2 separate regions of the Homo sapiens genome follow, and region 2 is linked to region 1. The links are chromatin loops, found by intact Hi-C in ENCODE. Cell type or tissue: OCI-LY7. All regions are shown on one strand. Each heading gives the region's core, and the rest is flanking DNA. Links, peaks and the distances in the headings are about the cores only.

Region 1 (5,387 bases), core at 71-5,070:
TTATAATTTCTGTTCTTTTACATTTGCTGAGGATTGCATTACTTCCAACTATGTGATCAATTTTGGAATAAGTGCGATGTGGTGCTGAGAAGAATGTATATTCTGTTGATTTGGGGTGGAGAGTTCTGTAGATGTCTATTAGGTCCGCTTGGTGCAGAGCTGAGTTCAGTTCCTGGATACCTACAAAGCAGATGGAAAACAAAAAAAAAGCAGGGGTTGCAATCCTAGTCTCTGATAAAACAGACTTTAAACCAACAAAGATCAAAAGAGACAAAGAAGGCCATTACATAATGGTAAAGGGATCAATTCAACAAGAAGTGCTAACTATCCTAAATATATATACACCCAATAGAGGAGCACCCAGATTCATAAAGCAAGTCCTTAGAGACCTACAAAGAGACTTAGACTCCCACACAATAATAATGGGAGATTTTAACACCCCACTGTCAACATTAAACAACTAGTGCCATCTTAACTAATATATCCAGAGATGAAAAATGTAGTAGAAAAGTACAGAAGTGAGACTGGATGTCTGAGGGAATCTCCCCGGAAGAGGTAATATCTGAAATTTAAAAAGGAAACAACAAAAAAGGTCCTGAAAATTTCTCCCAAAGTGAACTGCATTTTAGAAAGAATCTGGGTTGGAAGATAAAGGGCTTTGTGAGTAGGCAAGGACTCAAAATTGCTAGAATTTCCCAAGCTGTCCAGAAGACATGCACTGATAGGAAAGGCCAACACTGGAAGCGTGCATCATCTTCTATTTCCTACTCTCATCCAATTGCGTTAAGTTCAATGTGCTTTCCTGGGCGTCTGCTGTTTGCTCAGGGCCCTGTGTTAAAGCTAATGGGAAAACAAACAAACAAGTAAAATTCAGTCTTTTTTTTTTTTTTTTTTTTTTTGAGATGGAGTTTCACTCTTGTTGCCCAGGCTGGAGTGCAATGGTGCAATCTCAGCTCACTGCAACCTCTGCCTCCCGGGTTCAAGCGATTATCCTGCCTCAGCCTCCCAAGTAGCTGGGATTACAGGCATGCACCACCAGGCCCAGCTAAATTTTGTATGTTTTTAGTACAGACAGTGGTTCTCCATGTTGGACAGGCTGGTCTCGAACTCCCGACCTCAGGTGATCCACCCACATTGGCCTCCCAACAGTCATTTTTTCTTTCACGAACTTTCCATCTTAAAGAAGGAAGAATGGACTTGGCCTTGAATGAGGTGGTGGGTGGTAATGTTAATTTCTTTCATGTGTTCTCACCTTTGTTTGGCTTTCTCTCATGAGTTGGAATGTAAGTAACAACAGCCAGAGGACATTTCGAGTGACTATAAACCAGACATCACTGAGATTTCAGAAGGAGAATCTCCATTCACAGATTATTTCTCCTGTCCTAGTAATTTGTCTGTCAAAAGTGGATTTGATTCATTTATATTGAATGTTACTATGTACTGAATAGGTTTACATATATCATTCTGTGTATGGCACAATATGTTTCTGAGACTGGCATTACTACAGTCATTTAAAAAGGCAATGTATGGTTCACAGTGAACCTGTTTGCCCAAAACTATCCAAGTAAAGAGAGACAGAGGAGGGATTTGAACTTGGCACTGTACCATATACTCCCAGAGTTATGTCCACTCCCCTACAGTTTCCATCTTACCCCATACCTCATTTCCTTCCCTTGAGATTTTATTTTATTTTTTTAGACAGAGTCTTGCTCCGTTGCCCAGGCTACAGTGCAATGGTGCCATCTCAGCTCACTGCAACTTCCACCTCCCAGGTTCAAGCGATTCTCCTGCCTCAGCCTCCTGAGTACTTGGGATTACAGGTGCGTGCCACCACACCGGCTAATTTTTGTACTTTTAGTAGAGGCGCGGTTTCACTATGTTGGCCAGGCTGGTCTCGAACTCCTGACCTCAGGTGATCTGCCCATCTTGGCCTCCCAAAGTGCTGGGTTTACAGGTGTGAGCCACTGTGCCTGGACTCTCTTGAGATTTTTCTAACCCTTATTTTATCTCTGCCAAGTAGCTGTTTCCCTTCAGAGCTTCCCCTTCTTGAGATTGAAATCTCAAGCTGCAACTTACACCTCACTCCACTTCAATAAACCTGGGAGGGAGGGAGGAAGAAAACAGAAAATAGCTCAGCAGATGTTTCCGGATACATTTTTTTTTCAAGTGCAACTTGCTAATGTGGAAGTTTATTTTGGGGCCTGCCAGTGTTAGCAGATGTTTGAGAAGATGAATACCTGCTTAGGCAATTATACATAGAAAGTGATAGCAGGTTTGCACAAAGAGCCAGTCTTTAAAAATGGATAATATAATAGACTTTCTCATACAGATTCAGCATGTTTATGCTAGATTAATTCTTGCAGTCTGATTTGGACCCTATATTTATTCTTGAACTTTTATACTTATAAAAATGAGGCCATGCAAAAGGAGAGGTAGAAATAGATTGTGCCTACGGATGCCAGCTAGAGAATATAATTAGAGAAAATAATGCCTAGAAACTCTGACACTCAGAGGCTGGAGATCCTATTAATTGCTGCTATGTTATTTTTGGACATAAATATTTACACTTCATTTCTCATTAAAATTCTCCTTCTTAAAATATTAAACCCAGACCTCTGATTGCTGGATAATTAATAGCAAAATAACACATCAAGACTTTCAAGAAATTGAAGGTATACATTTTCCACTCTAGGTATTCTCATGGTGGGGAAGGTAGATACCCAACAATTCCATTCAGCAAACATTCACTGTGTATCTACTAAAGTATTGAGATTCCGAGATAAGCAGGAAACAGCTCCACCTCTTCAGCAACTTAAGTCTCCTAAATATCAAATAACAAAGCTGATAGATTCCATAGACCTCACATAAACATTTCCTCCTGAATGAGGAGTAGTTGTAGGAATAAACTTTTGACAAGCTCAAGGCCTGCCTAGACCTACAGGATGAAAGTGTAACCGGGAAATTTTCCTTTGAATGGTAATGGCAGGTTGATAAAAATTTTCTGATGTGATCTCCAAGATCAGTAAGTATCGTGGGAAATGAGGTGCCTTTTTTGGAGACTTGATTCATGGACAGGAGAGTTTTCCCTTTAGTTGGCAAACATAGCAGAGATGTCTGCTTTGATCATGGTCTGTACAGATTTACATCTGACATTCTTTACCGCACTTGTATCATTTATCTGAGTCTGCTCATAATTTTCCAACAAGCAATACATCCATGTGTCCTCAATGTGGAAGGCTAGTGTCCATCAAGGCACTCCACCATTTGGCATCTCTCTGCATCTTTCATTTCATTTCCAGTGACAACCCCAACCCACACAACAATACCAACCCTCTAAGGGGTCCCCAGATCTGCCAAGCTACTTTAAAACCCCATATTTTGCAGATACTCATCTTCTGTATGGAAACCATTTGCTCCCAACTTTTGCTTCAGAGCAATAAACTATTCATTGTTGGAGAACATGCACTGGTGTCTCCAGATCTTGAAGATTTTCCTGACCCATTCTTTGTCTTTTCAGTGTGCCAGGCACTTAACTTCTATTCTTGTTATTACCCTACAGCATTCACAGTATAATTTGCATGCACATCCCCCCAAACAGATTTGACATCGTCAAAGATGGGAGCATGCACCGTACTCATCTCTATAGCTCCTCCCTCAGTATACACCTGGCACAGAGTGGGGGCTCACTACAAATCTGTTGTATTTCTGCTTTAGTCAGAACACTTTCTCATGGGAATAACAGCTTTCAGAATCACTGAAGCACTGAAAAGAGAGTTTTGATTCACTCGAGTGGGAAGCACTGGGTTGTGCTGATCTCAGGTGTAACTCCATCCAGTGACTCCAATTTCTAGGACTTGACATCATTTGACTCTGGCACCACTCTTCTCTGAGGACTGGCCTTATTCACATACAGTTTAAATGGGCTTTTGCTAAGTAGTGGTGGCATGATGTTCTGGGATTACATTCTTGTATTTTATGACATAAAAGAAAAGAAAGAACATGTGATCATATATAAATTCTCAGTGATCATATATAAATTCCCAGGGGAGATTCTGATTGGTCAGGACTGGGTCTCAATGCTGACCCCTGAGGGCACTCGCTAGTTACATGGATAAGCTAAGATTGTTGGGGGCAGTTCTGGGAGAGAGATCTGCCCACCCCAACAGCTATAGAGTACTCTGATTATCAGCCACAAACAAACCACACAGAGTGGGGCAGGGGGCCAAAGAAAGGTATTGAGTGGGACCAAAAGAAGCAGAAAAGGGACCTTCAATAGAAAAAAAACAAGAGTTGTTTGTTACTCTAATTACTTTAGCATTGTGTGTGACATATAGGGAGTGCTTAGTAGATGTTCACTTACGGAATGAATTTGCTCATGCATGGATTGGAATTTCTTTCTTTCATCCCGTCAATGATGTACATATACATAGAAACAGCTCAGGCCCATGTGTTTTGTGATTGTAAGTTCACTCCTTTGTTCAAGACCCAGACTCTCTTCAAGCTCACAATATACAGTATTCAGCTTCCAACAGAAAATTTTCTTTTAAATATATTAAAAGATTCTCAATTCAGCAATCCAGCTGGACTACTTTTAGACTTCTGCCCACAAGCACAGGCATCAATCTGTTTCCTACAAAGTGTTGTTTGCTGTGATAATCTCACCTCCAGCAAATGTTCCTATCTTTAACTCCTTGTTATTAAAATTGTGTACAGAAAGCTCAGGGAAAATAAAACCATGGGCTGAGAGTATCTGACAATATCATACAGTAGAAAGGAAAATTGTTTAAGAAATTGAGAAATAGTGTTAGGTGTATCTTTAAGTCTAACTCACCTTGGACATGTTACCTCTATCAGCCACTATTTTATCAATAAAGTAACAACTTCATTAGATGATTTGTGGTTAGCATTAATTCTCTATGCATGCATGGAAGATTCTTTTTTTTTTTTTTTTTTTTTTTAGATGGAGTTTTGCTCTTGTTGTCCAGGCTGGAGTGCAATGGCATGATCTTGGCTCACCGCAACCACCGCCTCCTGGGTTCAAGCGATTCTCCTGTCTCAGCCTCCTGAGTAGCTGGGATTACAGGCATGTCCCACCACGCCTGGCTAATTTTGTATTTTTAGACGAGACAGGGTTTCTCCATGTTGGTCAGGCTGGTCTCGATCTCCCGACCTCAGGTGATCCGCCCACCTCAGCCTCCCAAAGTGCTGGGATTACAGGCATGAGCCACCATGCCCGGCCTAGAAAGTTCTTATGACAAGTACACGATTTGGGAAACCATAGTTTTCGCTAAACCAGCAGAACCCAAAATAAGGCGTCTTTATTAGTCCTCAAGACTAACCTGGTTATCTAGCCAGCAAACACACAATTTAGCTTGGTGCTTTGGGTT
Region 2 (5,387 bases), core at 158-5,157, 380 kb after region 1:
ATCTTGCCCACACTTCTTTACCTAGAATTCACACTCCACCCAAATGAAGGCTAGGGCCCAGGCCATCTGGTACACATAACAAATGATAATGCAAAGATGTGAGCCCTGGCCTGGTGCAAAGCCAGAGGAGAGGGGACCCTGGCAGAGTGGAAAGGGTGTGCTCCAGTCAAGGCATTAAATCGAGTGACCTTTTAAAGGCACATCTCACCCCGCGGGCTACAGTGAGCAACCCCTGGTTAAACAGTTCTATCCCTACGGTGCTATGGGACCTGGGGAGGCATTATGCACCTTTTCTAGTCTCCTGGGCCCTCTCCTTCGCAAGGAAAACAGACTGTGAGCTCAACTGATAGAAGGTCAGAGACAAACCCACAGGCCTCTCCTCCTCACCCCTTCTTCACAGGTGTCCGTGACTCCGCCCTCTTCCCTGCCTCACAAATAAGTTCTTCCACCACTGCCCTCTTAGGTCTTTGAATTTTTCAGTCTCAGATAATTGAGATTAAATAGGCTTTCTCTTCTCTCCCGTCACTAAGCCTCCTCTGAGGTCTGCTGGATCACTAGGAGAAGGGGAAGTTCCCTTCCCACAAAGGGGATAGGGGATTAGCAATAAAACAATGGGACAACATGAGCCCCAGGCTGTACCTGCTCCTGCTTTTTATGGATGATCTCTAAGCAAATCCATCTCTTCTTATCTGGCAGTGTTTGCCGTAAAATAAATTCATTCATTCATTCCTCTCTTCTTCCTAAGAGCTGTTTCCTCTCTAAAGCCCCATCTGATTTATTCTTTTATTCACACGACCTTGGACACATACAGGGTTGCTGTCCATTGTTCTAAGCCCTTACCATACAGCAGTGGACAAAACAGAAAGAACTTTCTGCCCTCACTGGACTTACATTATAATAGGCAACGAAAAAAAAAAACTAACTAAAAATGTAATATCAAGAGTGGCGTATAGTATTCCAGAAAATGACTTAAGCTATAACAACAGGAAAAGGTAGAGAAGGATGAGAAGGATTCAAATTCTGAGCATAGGGAAGACGGGTTGTAGAATTACATAGGATGGCAGGATAAGCCTCTTCAAGAGCGGGACATGTGAGCAACAACTTGAAGGAGGAGGCGAGGGAGTTATCCATGCAGGTATCCAGCAGAAAGCATCCTGGGCAGATGAAACGGTGAAACAAAGATCAAAGATGGGACTGTGTTGTGTGCATACATACATTATATTTGTATAATGTTAAATATGTATAAATATTAAATATATAGTAATGTATAAGCCCTTATACAGTTCCTTTAGTCCAATAATAAGGACTTATGCTGAGAGCATCCCCCAACCCCGTCGACTCTTGGTCTGAAATATCGCGCAAAGCATCTTATGCTCTTGACAAGGAAGAACTTCCTGCTCAAATAGCTGCTTATTAATCCCTGGGCAAACTCATATATCCCACCCACACATAAAAGTTACCAAAGCCACGCTGCCCTGCCTTCTCTCTCTCTCTCTCTCTCTCTCTCTCTCTCTCTCTGACTCCTGTGTTATTCTCAGACCTCTCCAGGGAGCACTAGCATTTCAGTGAACACAGATTAATGTGATCTAACTGGAAGAGACACAAGAAATCCTGCAATCTAGTTATTCCCGAACAAGCTGTTTCAACAAACCTGTGTTATCTACTATGTACAGTTAAGTAATATGGTGTGGGGTAGGCATGATTATTACTAATAATGTTGTTATTACCGCACAAGGGTCTCAATGAACAAGAAATAGTCCCTGCCTCAAAGAAGTGGATAGAAACGCAAAAATGATTTCCCATAATACCATAAGAGCCAGCATTTCCTCAAGGCTACCTACATTCCAGGCAGTTTCCCAAACACTTTCTTAGTGTTATTTCTCTTAATCCACACATCACTTCTGAGACAAGAGCCTATTCATATCCATAAAGTCTTAAGGAGAGAGAGATTCAGAGAGACCCACAAGTTCCTCTGAGTTAAAAGGATTATTAAGTGGGAAAAGTAGAATTTAGTCTTTATCCATTTGATCCCTAAACTTCTTAATATACTCCACTAGCATAATTAGAACCTGAACCAAATGTATACATAAGTGTTACTGAGGCAAGAGAATAGGGTCTGGAAGCACGGATCGTAAGCACTTCCTGGAACTAAATCAAAGGGAAAACCCCCAACTTTCTATGCCCAAGTAAATAACTTTGTAACTTCACTGCAGCTATGACAGGAAACATCCTCTTCATTTGCATGTAGCCTGTATACCAAGTAAAGAACTTTGTAACCTCACTATACCCTCTTCATTTACATACAGCATACACCAAGTAACCAATAGGAAATGTCTAGAGGGGTTGTTTTTTTTTTTAATACAGAGTCTCGCTCTGTCTCCCAGGCTGGAGTGCAGTGGTGTGATCTCAGCTAACTGCAACCTCCCGGGTTCAAGCAATTATTGTGCCTCAGCCTCCCAAGTATCTAGGATCACAGGTATGCACCACCACACCTGCCTAATTTTTGTATTTTTAGTAGAGACGGTGTTTTGCCATGCTGGCCAGGCTGGTCTCGAACTCCTGACCTTAGGTGATCCACCCGCCTCGGCCTCCCAAAGTGCTGGAATAACAGGCGTGAGCCACCACGCCCTGCCGTCTAGAGAGTATTGAAACCCCAGAAAATTTTGTAATGGTGCTCTTGAGCTGTTTGCTTGGGCCCACTCCCACCCTGTGGAGTGTACAATAGCAGATCTCAATAAATCTGCTTTTGTTGCTTCCTTCTTTACTTGCTTTGTTTGTGTGTTTTGTGTAATTCTTTGTTAAGAATGCCAAAAACCTGGACACCCTCAACTGGTAACATTATGAGAGCAGAGAAGAGCAGGTCATTCACCCCCTGCTATGGAGAAACAGAGTTATCGAAAGCTGCATAATAGTGGGTCACTAGGTTGACAAGTGGAGAAAGGACATTCTTGTGGAGGAAACAGCAGGAACACACGCAGAGAAAATGGAAAGCACATAAAGCCCAGCTGAGCTAGCGGGAGATGGGGCTGGAAGGGGATGTTGGAGCCATGTTGGTGAGAGCCTTGTGTTTCATATTTAGGAGCTTAGGAGCTTGGATTTTATACTGGGGGTCATCAAAATTCAATCCCATTGAATCTGTGACTTGGTACATCCTTCTTCACCAAATTGGTGAGTTGCTCTCCCTCCTTTCCTCTTGCATGTTTACCTTATCATATTTATTTACTTATTTTTGAGACAGGGTCTCTCTCGCTCAATCTGGAATGCAGTGGCATGATCAGGGCTCACTGCAACCTCCATTTCCGGGACTCAAACAATCCTCCCACTTCAGCCTCCCGAGTAGCCGGGATTACAGTCGTATGCCACCTTGCCTGGCTAATTGTATTTTTTGTAGAGATGGGGTCTCACTATGCTTCCCACGATGGTCTCAAACTCCTGACCTCAAGTGATCTGCCAGCCTTGTCCTCTAAAAGTGCTGGGATTACAGGCATGAGCCACTGCCTGGCTGTTTATTCATATTTTTATGCCAAGCAGTATGTCAGGCTTTGGCAATACAATATGCACCTGTCAACCTTGGTTGTTTGGTTGGATTGGTACTTGCTTGATGAATGTGTAAATAAATGTGAGCTCTCTAAATGCAGAGGTCATGCCGTGCTCCTTCTCCCTCTCCTGGTGCTTAGTACAACGCCTAACATACAACTCGATAATTACTGTTTAAATGAAAGATAAAGCAAACAAGTGAATTAATAAGTTTATAAATGAATGAATGTATGAAAATATAAATGTGTGGACAAATTGACTTCATCAGCAAATGAACAAAAGAAGAAAATGTATCAATATTCTACCCTATCTTTCCCTATAAGGAGTGTAGATTTTACCTACACATACCATATGTTCTCTACACTTCTTTCCACTACAACATGACTCAGAAGTAGCCCATATTCTTGGGGAGAGAATTATGTCAATGTGTTCCTTTTTAATTTTTCAATAAACTTTTAAAATTTCAGATGATTGTAGAGTCTCATGCAGTTTTAAGAAATAAAGCAAAGATCTCTGTGTGCCCTTTACCCATTTTCCCCCAGTGGTAGTCCTTTCAAAACTATTATACGATATCACCATCAGGGCATGCAGTCGATACAGTCAAGATACAGAACTTTTCCATCATCACCAGGATGCAGCCCTTCTATAGCCACACCCAGTTCCCTCCAGCCCCCAACTCCCTCCTCAGAGCCCCCACCTCCCTCCTCAGTCCCTGGCAACCACCTGTCTGTTCTCCATTCCTATAATTTTCTCATTTCCAAAATATTATATTAATGGAATCATATATAAGTAATTTTTCTTGATTGACTTTTTCACTCAACATAATTCTCTGGAAAGTCCCCCAAGTTGTGTATGTATTAACAATTCATTCCTTTGTATTGTTGAGTAGTATGTGATGATACAAATGTACCAGTTTATTTAATCATTCAGCCACTGAAGGACACTTGCATTGTTTCCAGTTTTTAATATTATAATTAATTTGTGTACCAATTTTTGTGTGAACATAAGCTTTCATTTCTCTGGGATAAATGCCCAGGAGTGCAATTGTTAGTTGTTATTTTTTTAAGAAACTGTCAAGCTGTTTTCCAGCGTCCCCGTACAATTTTACATTCCCATCAGCAATGTATGTGTGATCCATTTTCAACATATCCTTGTCAGCATTTGGTGGTGTCACTATTTTTTTTTGTATGCATTTTTGTTCAGTTCTTTATTTTCATCTCTCTTGTGGTTTTTCTGTACCTCATTACGTTTTCATAGTACAGTAGAAAGTAAATGGTACACGTTTTGCGGAGGTTTTTAAAGTCATTCTAATAGGTATGTAGGGATAACTCATTGCAGTTTTTTAATTTTCATTATCTTAATACCTAATGATGTTGAACATTTCATGCGCTCATTTGTCATCTGCGTATCCTCTTCCGAAATATCTGTTCGTATCTCTAGCCTACTTTCTAATTTAATTTTTTTCATCGGGTTTTGAGAAGTCTTTAAATAATTTGTAGTGATGTTCCTAGTAATCTTTCATTCCTAGTCATGGTAATTTGTGTTCGTTTTTTGTCAGCCTTTTCAGAGAAACTTGTAAATTTTATTGATCTTTTTAAACAAACAACTTTGTTTCATTGATTTTTTTTCTGTAATATATTTTGTGTTTTGATTTGTTTCTGTTCTGTATTGTTTTCTTCTCTCGGCTTCCTTTGGATTTATTTTGCTATTTTTTTCTAGGTTCTTGAAGTAGGATCTTAGATTATTGGTTTCAGACTTCATTTTTTTAACATTTGCAGTTAGTGCTCTAAATTTCCCTCTCAGCATTGTTTTAGTCATAGCCTACAAAGTTTTTATGTTACAGTCTCATT

What was found. Hi-C counts contacts between places; a loop is a spot of excess contacts. Peaks named below come from ENCODE experiments on the same cell type or tissue, not always from the same donor. Only the 100,000 strongest peaks of a DNase experiment are listed, where the experiment ranks them.
Region 2: it touches region 1 in a loop (2.9-fold over the local background); 1 of 110 quality-filtered maps calls a loop at or near these places.

What each region holds. Positions count from the first base shown.
Region 1 is chr4:11,096,953-11,102,339 of GRCh38, reverse strand. No RefSeq gene overlaps it. Among named protein-coding and RNA genes, the nearest start is that of MIR572, 270 kb to the left of the region's middle. In OCI-LY7, for the core only: no CTCF peak of the experiment used is centred there; DNase peaks (open chromatin) are centred at 2,109 and 3,679; H3K27ac peaks cover 1,101 bases.
Region 2 is chr4:10,720,014-10,725,400 of GRCh38, reverse strand. It overlaps a transcript of CLNK not described here. Among named protein-coding and RNA genes, the nearest start is that of LINC02498, 15 kb to the left of the region's middle. In OCI-LY7, for the core only: no CTCF peak of the experiment used is centred there; a DNase peak (open chromatin) is centred at 2,250; H3K4me3 peaks cover 1,600 bases; H3K27ac peaks cover 451 bases.